Linked DNA regions of Homo sapiens: region 1 is linked to region 2. The links are chromatin contacts, found by Hi-C or POLR2A ChIA-PET in ENCODE. All regions are on one chromosome and are shown on one strand. The core of a region is the stretch at or near the end of the contact, and the rest is flanking DNA. Distances in the headings are between cores, read along the strand shown.

Evidence for each region. A loop is a pair of places that touch in the nucleus more often than their neighbours do. ChIA-PET counts read pairs that join two places held with the same protein, here RNA polymerase II (POLR2A). Pooled maps may share reads with other maps.
Region 1: a pooled map shows a loop between it and region 2 (21-fold over the local background). The contact joins the promoter of MROH8 here to the promoter of RALY in region 2. A Hi-C loop is called at or near these places in 9 of 50 pooled maps. POLR2A ChIA-PET finds 5 or more read pairs at or near these places in 2 of 52 experiments (B cell and GM10248).

What each region holds. Positions count from the first base shown.
Region 1 is chr20:37,178,298-37,183,911 of GRCh38, forward strand. MROH8 (maestro heat like repeat family member 8) reads right to left here and starts at 1,251. Exons shown (of 25, transcript NM_152503.8): 1 at 1,092-1,251; 2 at 926-1,090. The coding sequence starts at 1,183. RPN2 (ribophorin II) reads left to right here and starts at 1,033. Exons shown (of 17, transcript NM_002951.5): 1 at 1,033-1,072. The coding sequence starts at 1,060. RefSeq lists enhancers at 591-1,150, 659-738, 1,089-1,138, 1,151-1,708 and a silencer at 1,259-1,308.
Region 2 is chr20:33,989,158-33,995,160 of GRCh38, forward strand. It overlaps RALY (RALY heterogeneous nuclear ribonucleoprotein), which reads left to right and starts at 4,754. Exons shown (of 10, transcript NM_016732.3): 1 at 4,754-4,974. It overlaps RALY-AS1 (RALY antisense RNA 1), which reads right to left and starts at 5,210. Exons shown (of 2, transcript NR_109886.1): 1 at 5,048-5,210; 2 at 3,331-3,748. RefSeq lists enhancers at 3,655-3,734, 3,671-4,197 and silencers at 3,975-4,224, 4,395-4,504, 4,685-4,814, 4,875-4,924, 5,145-5,474.

The DNA of each region.
Region 1 (5,614 bases), core at 1-2,500, 3.2 Mb after region 2:
AGATCCCGTATCAATAAAAAAGGAAAGAAAAGAAATAATGCTTGTAGAGCGTTCGGCACAGTGTCGGGTTATACTGTAAACATTCAGTAGTTGGCGCTAGTTATTAGAGCGGTGTTCCTGGATGAGCCACCTCCATGTTGAGCCTGTAAAACTGGCCTAATATGTTCTCTATGAGTCACTGCATTGCTCTGCAAATCAGATAAAACGTCACTCGTAGGTCAGTTATTAACAACCCCACTGATAATCTTTGGAAAAAACTGACATAATTTTCTTTTTCTTTTTTTTTTGGTGAGACGGAGATTTACTCGTTGCCCAGGCTGGAGTGCAATGGCGCGATCTTGGCTCACCGCATCCTCCGCCTCCCAGGTCCAAGCGATTCTCCTGCCTCAGGCTCCCGAGTAGCTGGGATTACAGGCATGTGTGACCACGCCCGGCTAATTTTGTATTTTTAGTAGAGACGGGGTTTCACCGTGTTGCCCAGGCTGATCTCGAACTCCTCACCTCAGGTAATCCGCCCGCCTCGGCCTCCCAAAGTTCTGGGATTACAGGCGTGAGCCACTGCGCCCGGCCAGAAACTGCCACAATTTTCTAAAGAGGAAAAAAAAATCCCTTCTAAGCTATCCCCTCCCGACGAGACCCTTCCTGTTCCTTTAAAATGGGCCGGGCAGCAGAAAGACGAGTGAGTGACAGCAGACAGGCCAATCAGAAGCGGCCCCGTCTCGGGCCCACCCCGAGGCCTGGCCCAACCGCGTCCCGGTAGCTCCCGGAATAGGAGCGTTGCGAGACGGTCGGTTCCAAGTGGGCCTGGGCGCGGGGGAGAGGCGGGTCTGTCCTCGGGAACTGCAAGGCCCTGTGAGCGGGAGGACTGGGATCCCGGCCGCGGCTGCTGGAAGCGTCGAAGCTCAGCGGGGCCGCGGACACTGACCTGTGCTTAGAACTCATCCTGGCCCGCAGAGCCTGCCGCGAGTCCCTGGCGTCCCCTGTGGCGGGCTCTTGGAGCCACTTTCCCGAGCGGAAGTCAGCCCGCGGCTCGGACTCCGGCGGGACCTGCTCGGAGGAATGGCGCCGCCGGGTGAGGAGTTGCGCGTGGCTTTGGGGAGAGGGCTGTCGCCCGCGGGAGGTTACTAGTCGCCGCTCGAGAGCCGGCCAGGCGGGATCCCCTTCCCCTGCGGGACAGGGGCATGGGCACAAGCTCTGGCTGGGGCGCTCTCGGATCGAGGGTCCGAAGGAGGGCTGCGAGCTGGTGGGAGTGCCCGCGACCTGGCGGGGTTGGTGCCTGGGGGAGGGGTGCAGCGCGGAGCTACGGGTCGCCCCGAGGCTCAGCCGTGGGGACCGCGGACGCGCTTAGCCTAGGTCTGGCCTCATTCATTTCACTCGCGCGGGCTTCTGGGCCAGGCGGCCTAAGGTTCTGGTCCCGGCGCTGCCCCTTACTCCGTGTGAGGTTTTGGGCAGATTGTCCTTCTTTGTGCTGTAGTTTCCCATTCAGTGAAAGGGGCAAAGAAAACCCTCACTTCTCTCTGGGAGCCTGGAGCATAAGTTCTCAAGTGACACTCTAGGTGCAAACTTGCAGTCGGCCACGTATTCATTGTGTAACCCAAAGCAGGTTACTTAACCCCTCTACACCTCAGTTTCTCATCTGTAAAATAAGTTAGTCAAATTAGTCACGTTATCTGCCTCGTTGAGTTGCTTTATTAAGTGAAATAATCTTCGTGCTTAGTTTAGAACAGTGCATGGCCCTAGGTAAGAACTAAGTTAACTGCATTGGAAGTTACTGAGTAGACGCTGTGCAGGGTGGAATTTCATGTAGCCTCATCGTAACTTTGGAAGCATGTACTCTTGTTACTACCATTTGACAGATGAGAAGTTGGAATCCCACGGAAGGGAACTTACTTGCCCAGGGTGACACATGAATGAGTCAGTGGCTCACCGTTTCATTATTTGAGAAGTTCAGGATAGTAAAGTGGTTAAAAGCAGACTTTGGATTCAAATTGCCTGAAGTTTGATTTTCAGTGATGTGTCCTAGGGCAGGTAACTACTTCTGAGCCTTACTTTCCTGGTCTGTGAAATGCAGAAAATAGCCACCTTGCTTAGATGTTGTGAGGATTTAATGATTTGGTGTGTGCAAAGCACAGCATAGCGTGGGCATACCTAACATATTAAGTGCTCAACTTTTAGTCAGAAAAGTTACTGCTCTCGTTAACATGGAGTGAGAAGATTAGGATTCTGACACAGGTGCTGTTTTAGGGGAATTTACGGTCTAGGTGGGAAAATGCTAGTCGCAGCCATTCACTAGATCTTCATATATTGGGTACCCGCCTGTGCACAAGGCATTGGGGATTCAGCATTAGTATCTTGACTCCGCTCTCTCTTAGGTCTTTCTGTCCATTAGCAGTTTCTGATAGGCTTTGACTTTGAATTCTAGCCAGACTAACTCTCATCACTTCTCATCATGTTCACTGCTGTTGCCCTGGTTTGGGCCACCATCATCTTCTGGCTTGGATTATGGCGGTAGTCTCCCAACTGGTGTCCCCTGCTCTGTCCTTGCACCTGCATGGTCTGTTCTCCACACAGTATTGTTTATTCTCAACACAGTAATACCATTAGAGTGTAAGTCAAATCACTCCTCTGCTTAGAACTTTCCAGTGGTCTCCAGCCGGGTGCGGTAGCTCACGCCTGTAATCCCAGCACTTTGGGAGGCTGAGGCGGGCGGATCACGAGGTCAAGAGATCAAGACCATCCTGGCCAACATGGTGAAACCCCGTCTCTACTAAAAAGACAAAAATTAGCTGGGCATGGTGGCACGTGCCTGTAGTCCTAGCTACTTGGGAGGCTGAGGCAGGAGAATCGCTTGAACCCGGGAGGCGGAGGCTGCAGTGAGCCGAGATCGCGCCACTGCACTCCAGCCTGGCAACAGAGCGAGACTCTGTCTAAAAAAAAAAAAAAGAACTTTCCAGTGGCTTCCACTACGGTGGTATACAAGGCCCTCTGGATTTGTCCTCTGCTACCTCTGTTACCTCATCTACTTCTTACCCTTTGCTTATTCCACTCAAGCTGTACTGTCCTTGCTGATCTCAAAAAACACTGTATGTGTACATACTCCTGATTCAGAATGTTTGCATTTGGTTTTTCTTTTCTTTTTTTTTTTTTTTTTTGAGACAGAGCCCCAGGCTGGAGTGCAGTGGCACGATCTCAGCTCACTGCCCACTCTGCTTCCCAGATCAAGTGATTCTCGTGCTTCAGCCTCCCTAGTAGCTGGGATTACAGGCCAAGTCACCATGTGCGGCTCATGTTTTGTATTTTTAGTAGACATGGGGTTTCACCATGTTGGCCAGGTTTGTCTTGAACTCCCGACCTCAGGTGATCCCCCTGCCTTGGCCTCCCAAAGTGCTGGGGTTAGAGGTGTGAGCCACTGCGCCTGGCCATATTGGGTTTTTCTTCTTAGCATAGTTTCCCACCAGATATCTTTATGACTTGCTTCTTCTTCAGATCTGTACTCAATATGTTTATTTCTTAGTCCTTCATAGACTACCGTATTTAAAATGCAGCCCTTCCCAAATATCTCTTCTGTACTTTATTTTTTTCCATAGCACTTACTTTGTAATGTGATAAATAATGTTATTTCATGTGATGTCTTTTGTCACTAGAATAGAAGCTCTTTGAGGGTGGGAGTTTTGTTTCTTTTGTTTCCTGCTGTATTTTTAACACCTAAAGTAGTGTGTGGCACATAGTAGCTCAGTATACATTTGATGAATACACCACGTGATAGATTTTTTCTTTTTTTAATTTAATTTTATTTATTTATTTTTATTTTTTTGAGATGGAGTCTCACTCTGTCACCCAGGCTGGAGTGCAGTGGTGCGATCTCGGCTCACTGCAACTTCCGCCTCCTGGGTTTAAGTGATTCTCCTGCCTCAGCCTCCCAAGTAGTTTGGATTACAGGCACCCACCATCACACCTGGCTAATTTTTGTCTTTTTAGTAGAGACAGGGTTTCACCATGTTGGCCAGGCTGGTCTTGAACTCCTGACTTCAAGTGATCCGCCCACCTCGGCCTCCCAAAGTGCTGGGATTACAGGCGTGAGCTACTGTGCCCAGCTGTCTTTTATTTTTTTGAGACAGGGTCTCTCTTTCTCACCCAGGGTGGAGTGCCATGGTGTGATCTCAGCTCACTGCAGTCTCAACCTCCTGGGCTCAAGTGATCCTCCTACCTCCGCCTCCCGAGTAGCTGGGACTACAGGCACACGCCACCATGCCTGGCTAATTTTTGTATTTTCTTTTTTGTAGAGAAAGGGTTTCGCCATGTCGCCTGGTCTAGTCTTGAACTCCTGGGCTCAAGCATCCGCCTGCCTCAGCCTCCCCAAGTGTTGGGATTACAGAAGTGAGCCAGTGCCGCTGGCCAATAGTGCCTTTTTTCAAGGATTCTAGTTCAAGCTTAATTTAACACTAAAGGCAAAGGATTTAGGGCCACTCATGTTAGCCTAGTGATTATTTGTTACTGCTGTTACTTGGGTGCCAGACAATGCACTTTATCAAGAAGCAGCCCATTCAAAAGTGTTTTTTGTTTTGTTTTTTTAAATAAATGAAGTAGAAATGTACCACTCCTGCAGCTTCCTGTCCCCTGGGGCATCATAGATGGGGATTAATTTTTCTTTTCATTTATTCAGCAAATATTTATTCAGTAACTATGTGCCAGGCAGTGTGCAAGACTTGGAAATACTGGGATGAACAAAAGAAGCAGTCTTTATCCTCATGGAACTTACAGTTTAGCAGAGAAATCAGACATTACGCTGTTAAAGTTGTAGAAAATCCCACAGAGAAGTACAGATTGCTATGAGTGGATATAAGCACAACAATAATAATAGTAGTAGAAGTAGTAGCTAACATTGATATAGCATTTGTTATGTGCCAGTCATTATTCTAAGATTTTTTTTTTTTTGAGACGGAGTTTTGCTCTTGTCACTCAGGTTGGCAACAATGGCGCATTCTCAGCTCTCTGCAACCTCTTGTCTCCCAGGTTCAAGCGATTCTCCTGCCTCAGCCTCCCAAGTAGCTGGGATTACAGGCACCTGCCACCACACCCAGCTAATTTTTTTGTATTTTTAGTAGAGGCGGGGTTTCACCATGTTGGCCAGGCTGGCCTCAAATTCCTGACCTCAGGTGATCCACCTGCCTCGGCCTCCCAAAGTGCTGGCCCGGCCAGATCTTTCTGTATTAACTCGTGTAATTGTACCTGAGGTAGATACTATTATCACTTTACACTTTAGGAAACTGAGGCACCAGCTGGTTGAATAACTGCCAAGGGCACATTGCTAATAAATGGCAGAGGTGTGATTTAAGCCTGGCCCCAGAGTCTGGGTTCTTCCTTACATTATTGTACTGGGGAACTAATCCTAGGGAGAGCTGCTTAAGGAAGAGGTGCTTGAGCTGAATTCTGAAAGTAAAAATTAAGCCAAGTTGAGGTAAAAACATGGAAAAATGCTGAGCAGGAAAGAACCTGGCTTCTTAGAGGACAGAGAAGAAGCCAGAGAGCAACAGATAGCGGGAAGCGCGAGGGAGGAGATCTGGTTGAGAGGCTGGCAAGGTGTGAGGATTCAGGATTGGGTTTGTCCTTAGAG
Region 2 (6,003 bases), core at 3,504-6,003:
TGCTATCCAGTATCCTGGGGATTCCCAGGGATGGCTCAAAGCTGGTGGTCTGACACCAACACTTCTGTGTGTGGCCTGATCTCAGCATGGAAATGGGATGGACCAGAGTTTGGGGTGGGTGTAGCAGAGCAAGCCTCAGGGAGAGGTAGACAGTCACAACCTGCCAACCCTTCCTTGCTCTTGTTTTCCATCCTTCCTTCCCTTCCTTCCTTCCTAACAAGGGAATTTGTTCCCTTTGTGCCCTTCCAGAGGGAATTTGTTCAGGAAAGAGAAAATATGGATTTATGTTCTCCAAGACACAATCCTCAGGGATGATTCTCTCTCCTTTGAGAAGTCAGAGCATTTGTTTTTTCATCATCTTTGCCATCAATAACAATCATTAGAAGAGCTTACTATTTCTTGAGCACCTTCTGTGTATCAGGGGACATTACATATATTATTTCTAGCCTTCACAGCAACCCTCAAGGTAAATGTAATTTATGCCCACTTTACAGAGGAGGAAATTGGGGCTTAGAGTGCTTGAGGAGCTTGTCCAGTAAGTGGATTGAACTGGGCCCGGTTCATTCGATTTCTGGCTCCAATGTCATCAATTACTTGCAATATATACTTGCAAGGGCCTGGCTCCTGGCTAAGACCTGCTAATGGATGCATCTGAAATAAGAAATGTCTTCTATTCAAGTTCCAGACGTCCACATCAACAAGCATCAAACACAGAGTTTAACCTGCATCGTACTGGCAGTCAAGATGCAAGGGCTGTAGTCCTGGTTCTGCAACTCTTTTGATGGGCAGCTTTCAGTGTATATGTGTGAACTCCCCTCTCCAGTAGAACTCCCCTCTCCAGTTGTCATTTCTCCATCTGTAAAATGGGCAAGTTTGACTAAATATCTCCAAGAGTCAGCTCAGTTCAATCCAATCTGACAGCACCCATGGGGCTTTCCTGTGTGACTGTGCCAGAAGGAAATAAAGATGGACAAGGCAGACCTCCATTCTCTAGGTGAGCTAAATGTGTGCTCTAATAGTTATACATAAAGAGCAACAAAGCTTGGAGAGCACGGCATCTCATTTAGACTTGGCCAGTGGCAATGTGTGTGGCACAGGAGATGAGGCAGGCTTCAGGGTGGAGGCGCCATTGGCAGTTGGGCTTGAAAAGGAAATAGAACATGTGGAGGTGGAGACAGGAGGAAGCTTTTCCCAGCCAACACCACATGGAGCAGAAGAACCACCTGGTCATTCTATAAAATTGTGAGAAGTAACAAATCATTGTTGTTTTAAGTCACTACATTTTCGGGATGATTTCTTACGTAGTAATAGATGACAGACCCCAAAGGTGGGTGTGTGATTATAGGCTTTATCCTATAAAGGTCAGAGATTGCTCATTTTTAGACCACAGCCTACAGTAATTGGCCTGCAGACATAATTCATTTGGCTTGCACAGGGTTTTTAAAAATAGTTGAGCCAACATTTAGAAATTGGGAGATTTTATATGAAAATCCAGATTTGGGGGCTCTCTTGAAGAATCCTACATCTCAGCACCTGCATTCTAGGAACAGTATGCAACACACATCCTCCAGTTCATGACAGTGCTCTCCACTCCCTATTGTCTCATGCCTAACCTTCTTTCTAGCCCCTGTAGACACCTGAGGGTTTGCTGTTGTTGTTATTTGTTTTGAGAAGGGTCTCACTCTGTTGCCTAGGCTGGATGCAGTGGTGTGAGCATGTCTCACTGTAGCCTTGGCCTCCTGGGCTCAAGTGATCCTCTGGCCTCAGCCTCCCAAGTAGCTGGAAGTACAGGCACATGCTACCATGCCAGCTAATTAAAATTTTTTTTTTTGTAGAGACAGGGTCTCACTATGTTGCCCAAGCTGGTCTCAAACTCCTGGGTTCAAGCAATCCTCCTGCCTCAGCCTCCCAGAATTCTGGGATTAAAGGAATGAGCCACTGTGCCCGGCATGACATTTGAGTTTTTGATCCATGCTGATGACATGGCAATGGGAGGCTATTGAAGGTTGTTTTTTGTTTTTCTGTTTTTGAGGCGGAGTCTCTCTCTGTGTCTCAGGCTGGAGTGCAGTGGCATGATCTCGGCTCACTGCAACCTCCACCTCCCAGGTTCAAGCGATTACCCCACCTCAGCCTCCTGAGTAGCTGGGATTACAGGTGCCTGCCACCACGCCCGGTTAATTTTTATATTTTTAGTAGAGATGGGGTTTCACCATGTTGCCCAGGCCGGTCTTGAACTCCTGACCTCAAGTAATCCCCCCCACCTCGGTCTCCCAAAGTACTGGGATTACAGGCGTGAGTTACCGCGCCCAGCCCATTGAAGGGTTTTGAGCAGAGAAGGAATGATGAGAGTTGGGCAGTAAGTAATGTATTGGTTGGGGGTAACTCTGGGGCAGGTGTAGTGAAAATCTATTATTCAATCTGCCCCAGAGCATGAACTCCATCTTTTGGGAAATGCATCTTTCTCTGACCATATGGTTCCGATGGGGCTGCCATCTCCCTGTACGTCCCACTTCCTTATTCACAGTATTGGTTAGAGAATGGCACCTGGCTTAAGTTGGGCCAGTCACAGCACCTGGTTTTCCACCCATAGATGATTGGTCTAGGGACGGGGACTTACCTATGTTGGACCAATCAAAGTTTTTCCCTAAAATTTTGTCCTTCAGACCAGAAGCAGAAATCCTCAGTCTCTCTCCGGTGGAACGGGTGAGAGTTGTGAGTGGTGAGCGCTGCTGCAGCCAGGTGCCTAGCCTTGAGGAGAAAAGCTCGCATACAGAGAGAAGAGATAAAGGACTGGGAGGAGAGTCCTGGCAACATTCAAGCCTCTGCGCTCACCACTTCAGTGCATTTTCTGAGCCTGGTTCTCCAGCCTTCCCATCAGTTCTGGGAGCTCCCCATTCCTTCCTGATAAATTCCTTTGCTGCATCTGTTAGTCTGAGTTTATTTATGTTTCGTAATTTGCAACCGAGAACACTGGTGATAACCGGGGGCTTTGAGGCAATTCCAGGAGGGCTACTTCTCACCCCCGTCAGGGAGGAGCCAAGACAGGGTTTATCCTCAAATGCAGATCCCCTGAGGTCAGGAGTTAGAGCCCAGCTTGGCCAACATGATGAAACCCCGTATCCACTGAAAATACAAAAATTAGCCGGGCATGGTGGTACACGCCTGTAATCCCAGCTACTTGGGAGGCTGAGGTACAAGAATCGCTTTGAACCCAGGAGGCAGAGGTTGCAGAGAGCCGAGATCGTGCCACTGCACTCCAGCCTAGGCGACAGAGCTAGACTCCGCCTCAAAAAACACACAAACAATGAACAGACAAATAAATGACAGAACAAGAAGACAAACTAGAGAACATCTTGAGACAAGGTGTTCAGGGAAGAGTTCTTTTGAGAAGGTGATATTAAAGCGAGTTTGGGGAAGAACGTCCCAGGCCTTGCGCTCAGGGTCGTCAACTCTTTGATTTCTCTTCCTTTTGAAGCAGGGCAGGGAGGTCATCAAACAACAGAAGGACAATTATAACTGCTGGTATGGCAAAGCCAGGACTCTGAATTCAAACTCTGCTCCATTCTCAGGAATCCCGTCTGTTAAGCAGGTTCTGGGGAAGCGATGTGAGTCATGAAATCACAGGTCGGAGGAGGCATCGAGAATATGGTCAGTTCTCAACTTTCAGGGAAATCCATAGCTGAGGAATGAAGGACAACGGGCTTCTCGTGCTCTCACTAGGAAGACTGGTTCACCGGAGGCTGGAACACTGAAAGTGAGAAATCCCGACAGGAGAAATGTGTAGGAGAGAGGACTAGCACCTGGATCAAGTTATAAAACATCTCCTGCATCTTTTTCGGAGATCACCCTTAGCGCGGCCTCTCCGCCCAGTCCCAGATTAGGCAGCGAAGAGCGACCCTCACCTTGTCTAGGTGGCACGTTCCTTAAAAGCGAAAGGACCAGGAGTTTCTTCCTGCCTCGTCTCTTCCGGATCCCTCCTGCACCGCCCACAGCCTGCAGATTTGAGCGCCATCTCCAGGCCCCGCCCACCTCAAGCACCACCCCTCAGTCCTTCCTTGGGGCACGCCTCCTTCCGGCACCCGCCCAGAGTAGCCACCCCCGGGGCCCCTCCTCCCCTCCCTGCTTCCGGGCCCGCCTCCTTCAGGCCCGCTTCCATCTTCCTCCCACTCTAAGCTTCTCTTCAGCCCCGCCTCCCTCCACCCGTGGCTCCGCCCTCTGGGCGATTCTCCATTTAGCCCCGCCCACAGCATCTCCTTTCAAGCGCTGTCCTGGTTCCCGGCTCTCCATCTCCTGCACGGCCTTCCCCACTGGTCCGGCGACCCTCTTCCCAGGGCCTCATCACCATCTTAGCTCCGCCCCTACTTCGGCTCCAAACCTGTGCAAGCTGCCCTCTTCCCGCCCCAGCCCCGCCTCCCCAAGCCGCGTCTCAGTCCCTCCTCCCTTTCAGGCCCCACCCTGGCCCCGCCTTCCTCCCGTCCCCGCCGAAGCTCTGGACCTTTCCAAAGCCAGGCTGAGAGGGTGGGGAGAGCCCATGCGCCTGGGAAGCCGGGCTGTTTCTGGGCGGGGCTGCAGACTCCTCGTGCTCGTGTCACCGTGTCCTTCCCAGGAGACAGAGAAGGAGGAGAGCCCGGAACCAGGGCCGGAGCGGCGGGCGGAGCCGAGCTGCGGGGAGCCGCTCCGGGTGCCCCCACCCCCGCGCGCCTCAGTGGTGCCGGCCGAGGGCAGGGCTCGCGGTTGCGGGGCTCGCGCCGCTGTCAGTGCGGCGGGGCGCGCGAGCGGCGCCAGCTCGGGGCAGCGGAACCCAGAGAAGCTGAGGGGGCGGTAGCGGCGGCGACGGCGACGACGACGACTCCCGCGCGTGTGCCCAGCCTCTTCCCGCCGCAGCCGCCCTTTTCCTCCCTCCCTTACGTCCCCGAGTGCGGCAGTACCGCCTCCTTCCCAGCCGCGCGGCTTCCTCCAGACCTCTCGGCGCGGGTGAGTGGGGACTGCGGGCGTCTCCTTAGGGGTGCGGGGAGGGTGTGTGCTTTGTGCCTTTCCGTTCACTCACTTCTTCCGGCAGGCCGCTGCCTATTTTTAGAAACTTATTTCTGCCCTTCGGGGAGTCCCGGGAGCCCGAGTAACTCTAGGCCCCCTCCGCCGCTCCTTTCTCCCACTCGGACCCGCCGCCCCGGGTCCCCGGCCCCAGCCCTCCGCGCCCGGTCCTGCTCCCGGCGTTCCCTGTCTGCTCTCTCCGCGGGCCAAGTCTGGGCCAGTAGTTGGCTGGGTGGGCCCGCGCCCGCTCGGAAGTTGGAGTCTTTTGTGCTCGTGCCCCGCCCCGCCCGGCGAGGGGCGGAGGGAGGGGAACGGAGGCTGCTCCGGGGAGGCCGCAGGCGGGCCCGGCCGCGGCTGCTTCCGGCTCTCCTAACCCGGACTGGGTCTACGGGCTCCCGGAGGCGCGCAGAGCTTGTCCTGCCTCGGCTCCCGCCTCTTCTGGGCTCTTTGCACGCCTTGGGCTCGGAGAGAAACAACAACGGGCCCTCGAACTGGGGCCGTATCCGCGTTTCACTCAGCCTCCTTGGCGGCCGAGTCTTAGTTTGCCTCTCGGTGACATGGGGGGAAAGAAGGAAACTCGCTTTGCGGGGTGTTCGTGGATTCAGGGAGGGAACTAATATGTGAAAGAAGTGTTTAACACCGACAGGGAACATTTAATGAGACTTCACCCAGGAACTTCCCAAGCCTTATTTCATTTAATGTTCACAACGGCCTTCTGGTTTATCCTCATTTACAAAAGCAGAAATTAAGGCGCAGAGGGGTCAAGTAATTTTCTCCAAGTCACAGTAGCCACAGAAGTGCAAAGGAGTGGTGCCAGTACCTATTATTTATTAATATTTCCTGGTGTGAGCATGTATCATCTCTTAGTGCAGAGGGTATTTTTACCTAGCCTTGGGTCACACCATTTAATTAGGGGCATAACTCTGGGTTTTCCCTGACTTCTGGGCCGTTGTCCACTATACTGTGGATGAA